Regions from separate parts of the Homo sapiens genome. Here region 2 is linked to region 1. A link is an interaction called in ENCODE POLR2A ChIA-PET data of the cell type or tissue named here. Cell type or tissue: IMR-90. All regions are shown on one strand.

The links. ChIA-PET counts read pairs that join two places held together with the same protein. Peaks named below come from ENCODE experiments on the same cell type or tissue, not always from the same donor. Only the 100,000 strongest peaks of a DNase experiment are listed, where the experiment ranks them.
Region 2: POLR2A ChIA-PET joins it to region 1 with 5 read pairs; 2 of 35 experiments call an interaction of 5 or more read pairs at or near these places.

The regions. Positions count from the first base shown.
Region 1 is chr2:64,553,797-64,556,296 of GRCh38, forward strand. All of the region lies in intron 2 of AFTPH (aftiphilin), which reads left to right. All of the region lies in intron 5 of LOC105374773 (a long non-coding RNA gene), which reads right to left. Among named protein-coding and RNA genes, the nearest start is that of MIR4434, 30 kb to the left of the region's middle. In IMR-90, a CTCF peak has its summit at 2,030; no DNase peak of the experiment used is centred here.
Region 2 is chr2:64,697,444-64,699,943 of GRCh38, forward strand. No RefSeq gene overlaps it. Among named protein-coding and RNA genes, the nearest start is that of SERTAD2, 45 kb to the left of the region's middle. RefSeq lists an enhancer at 1,447-1,516. In IMR-90, no CTCF peak of the experiment used is centred here; a DNase peak (open chromatin) is centred at 1,438; H3K27ac peaks cover 490 bases.

The DNA.
Region 1 (2,500 bases):
AACTGAGATTTGGATCTTTTTTTTTTTAAGCTTAAGAATAGAATGTTAATTTTTTCCATCAAAGACCTAGGAAATTCAAGTACGGTTTTGATTCCAGGAGAGAACAAGCAGAATTTGAAACCTCATTCTGTGCCAAAGGCTATAGTGAATTGAAGAACAGAAAAACAACTAGAAAAAAGCAAGTTTTTCTTTTTCCTCATAATTTAGCAGCTGCTAAAAGACTTGGGGTGAGGGTATGAGATGAATTAAGGTTTAGTCCTAAAATAAGAAATAACTATAGGTTCACTTATTGTAGTTGTATTTATTTGCCTATACTTTCTTACAAATGTACTTGTTAGCTCTTCCTAGAGAGTAGGTGTGTCAGGGAGAATATTTTTACCCCTTACCTCCTATACATTATCCTTTTTTGATTCAGACTCTTTCAGAAAAGATTCATTAAGATTCACTTTGACCTAAAGTAGCCCCTAGAGGTGTAGCTTGATATCTAGGTTGTTCCCCAGTCCAGAGTTCTACTCTGTGCTAAACTTTACCTTTTTTCAACTCCAGGGGTGTGGAAGAGGGCACTCCCTTGAACCTCACTGCCTTATACTGACAATTGATATATGTAACTAACACCTGATCCACAAGCTTATTTTAAATATACTGTTAATAAACTCAGAATCTACAAACTTTATTTCTCCAGTTATCTTCTGCTAAGAAAACCATTTTCAACTGGAAATCTTTCCAAAGTCTTTGTAATTGAAATACTTATATTTCATTGCCTTGATAACTTTGAGACAGTAAGATATTAGAGAAATTATGGTATTACCAGTTGGTGTGCATAGCTAATCGCTTTTTAGTTGGCTTTTGTGTCAAAGTAGTTTAATTTGCTAATTCAGTTATTACATGGTTTAGCTAATGTGTATTATTCCTATTGAGCAGTTCATTATTTAGGCAGAACCTTGCCATTTTAAACAAGAAGTGAACTAATTATGATGCTAAATGAGGACTGTTGCTTTTGACCTAACCCTTTCCCTATTTAGTTTCATCTCACTAGAGGATAGGGTGACACTGGTATTGGGTGATCTTTAATTTGTAGCCTTAGAACTTTTAACATCATCAGATAATGAATTTTTTAAAGTGTGACCACTCAAGTAGGAATTTCTTGCATCATACAAGTTGATTGAAGTTATTTATGTATAATTTGATAACTGGATATAGGAGATAATAAAGCGTATGGGCTTCATGGAATCTGACAGATCTGAGTTTGAATTTTGACCCAGCCTCTTAAAAAGCCTTATGATTTTTGGATAGGTTACTTCTGAATTCAGCTGTATATACAAAGAAGGTAATACCTACTTCAAAGAACTTTTGTGAATATAAAAGGAAATTTTAAAATGAGTGAAATAATCTGCTAGAAAATAAGAATTTTATAGTATGATTCTTTTTTTTATAAAAATAAAACAAACTATAGATGGGGCAAGATGCATTAAGAGTTTCTGAGACCAGGTGCAGTGGCTCATGCCTGTAATCACAGCACTTTGGGAGGCTGAAGTGGGTGGATCACTTGAGGTCAGGAGTTCTAGCCCTGCCTGGCCAACATGGTGAGACCCTGTCTCTACTAAAAATACAAAAATTAGCTGGGCGTGGTGACGTGCATCTGTAATCCCAGCTACTCAGGAGGCTGAGACAGGAGAATAACTTGAACCCAGCAGGTGGAGGTTGCAGTGAGCCGAGATCACACCACTGCATTTCAGGCTAGGCTACAGAGAGAGACTGTCACACACACACACACACACACACACACACACACACACACACACAAGACTTTCTTGGATTTGTTTGGCTAAGGCCTCATGCTTCTATTTTTGCTAATGGGTTATGGAAAATGAACAGAATTTGGATGTTGGGAAAGAGAAACTGCTGGAGGAGGCCAGAAGAAGTTTGGGAAGAAAGTTGAAGTAGTGAAATGGATAAACCCTGCTGAGTAAGTGACTGAGTCAGAAGTGGAGAAAGATTGAACAAAGACTCTCGTTCTTACCCTGCTGTTGTGAAAGAGAATTGCGGCTGGCACTTTATTTCTTGGGCTTCAGATTCTGCTAGAAGAGTGCATTAATTTAGCCCTTTTGGAGAGGATTAGATTTATTAGTATTTTTCTTAAAATGTTTTCCCTAGTTGCTCCGGACAGTGTTTGGAACAGCACGAATTCCTCACTTTTTTTTTTTTTTTGGAGACAGAATCTTGCTCTGTCACCCAGGCTGGAGTGCAGTGGCACGATCTCAGCTCACTGCAGCCTCCGCCTCCCGGGTTCAAGCAGTTCTCCTGCCTCAGCCTCCCTAGTAGCTGGGACTACAGGCCCATGCCACCACGCCCGGCTAATTTTTGTACTTTTATTGGAGATGAAGTGTCACCATATTGGCCAGGCTGGTCTCGAACTCCTGACCTCAGGTGATCCACCCGGCTCGGCCTCCCAAAGTGCTGGGATTACAGGCGTGAGCCACCGTGCCTAGCCTCCTCACAT
Region 2 (2,500 bases), 140 kb after region 1:
CCTACTAAGGCCAAGGAAGAGATAACATTTGGGTTACGCTTAAAGGAGGAATAAAATTTCACCATGCAGAAACAGGGAGAAGCAACCACAAAATGATGTAATTAAGGATGGGGAAATAAAATGGCAAAGTGTGTGTATTTAGGATACTGAGACTTTTTTTGATGAGGTTATAACATAAAATGTACTTGAGGAGAGAGGGAGAGGATGAAGCAGAAGTCAGTTGGGGTCATTTCTGGCACAGCCTTCATACGAGTGTAAATTCTATCCTGAATACTTTCCAAACCTTTTCACATCAGGGCATACAAAAATAAAACATTTGTACAGCATACTGCAGGAAATGAACCCACCTGTTTGCTGCTGGAGCCCACAGGTGACCAGCGCAGCCAGGATCTATTGCCCGCTCTCCCCTAAGGGCCGAGGGGATTGGATATGGGGTGTGAAATAGAGAGCTGGGATTCCAGTTTAGATGATTAAGGGATGGAGAGAGATGCCGTGACAGGAAATAGAGAATTTAGAAGGGTAAGCTGGGAAAACAGAACAAGTTTAATTCAGGATATGCTGTCAGGGGCCTGCAAGACAATTAGGAGAGAACTTTGTAATACCTTACCAGAGATCAGGAGAAAAATCCTACCATTATCTGACTCATCAACCCACACTTTCCAAAATCCTTGCTTTCTTACCTTAATTAATTATTACCCCAGTGTTGTGTTCAAGCCATATGTCCAATGTCTTTTGGATCCATGAAAAAGAAGATTGAATATTTTTTGGGAAATGTGTTTATAAATATGGGGAGAAAGTAGAAGGATTAGAAGGAGAGGGGGTGAAAATGACTTGCATTTTTAGAAAAGGTGACAAGTGCGGCTTTTGATATATCTTTATAAGAGCACAGCCTACAAAATGGTTCTAAAAAGTTAAGGGGAATAGTTTGTAGCCAAACAATTAAATTCACTGGGTATTAGGGAAGGTACAATGCAATTGTGCAACACTGGAATTTGACCAGGTCATTAGGGTCAAGTAGTTAAATGTAGAAGGTACTTCTGATTACCTAGAATATGAAAACGTCTGTTTTCCTATGCATTAAAGGAAAACTTCTAAATCACACTGTCTTTCATTTCTCTTGTCCCTTAATTCTGAATGTAACCAATGATACTTAAGTGGTACAACTGGAGGGGAGAAAAGATAATACTCCCAAAATACAGATGAGAAAATGTTTTAATTAGTGATTTTGAAGTAGTTAATGTGTGTTAACAACTGTGGTTCTATAAAAAGAAACCATGCGGAGAATATACCAACATTTAGTTTATGTTTTCACAAGTATATGCTGACTGTCTCATTATTAAGTACACAGAGCTCAAAAAAAACCAGTGCTACAGAGAGTGTACACTAACTGTTAAACATTGTAGAAGAGGTTGAGAGATACTGGCTAATGACTACCATAAAAGGAGTAGATGACTAAGAACAGAGAGGATGTGTGACTAAAAAGTCCCTCTATGGTTCTTTGAAAATTCCCTGAATAACTAGGCATGCCAAATGTGGTCTGTCATAAAATTATTTGATGCTAAACTCTGTAGTTAGACGACAAATATACGCTGTGTCCAAAGGAGAAAGTCTTTGTATAGACCATTTAATTGCAAAGTGCCAAGACAAATCAAGACCATTAATAAGTGAAAGTGTTAATCAAATTAAAGTGTGACCCAGAGTTCAAACACTCCTGGGCTAGATTGGGCTCACTCTACAGACTCATTCAATTTTTAGGGGGCATGACCACTGTGCAGCGGCCAGGCACTTTGGGCCACCACTGCTCCTTTCTACTCCTGAAAATGTACAGGAAGTATTGCTTCTCACAGATCCTTGAACACTGTAGAGTAATACTAGCTGGCACATCACAGCCTATCTCTAGTAAATCAACCTTTTCACCCCAAAGGCTTACTTACCACAGCTATACCAAAACTGCAGATATTAAAAAAAAAATCCCAGTACACATTTGGAAATGTATCATAATTCCCCTACACATACAACCGTCTCTGAATATGCTAATTGGAACAACCGATTTTCTTTAAAAATGTTACTTTTCCCTCAAGTAATAACTCCAAATTATTATAATAATGGTAATAGTTACTACTGTTACGTAAAAACATCATTTGATCCTTAAACTCATGAGGTAGGTTTCAGATGGGGAGACATATGCAAGGTCATATCCTTTAAGATCAGACTGGAAGCCAGGCACAGTGGTGTGCCCCTGAAATTCCAACTGCTCAGGAGGCTGAAGTACCAGGATCGCTTGAGCCCAGAGAGGCAACACAGTAAGATCCTGACAAGGTCTCGCTCTGGGTCCCCACACAAATCTCATCTTGAATTGTAATCCAAATTGTAATCCCCATGCACTGGGGGAGGGACCTCGTAGGAGGTGACTAGATGATGGAGGCAGTCCCCCCATGCTGTTCTCATGATAGCGAAGTGAGTCCTCACAAGATCTGATGGTTTTATAAGGGGTTTTTCC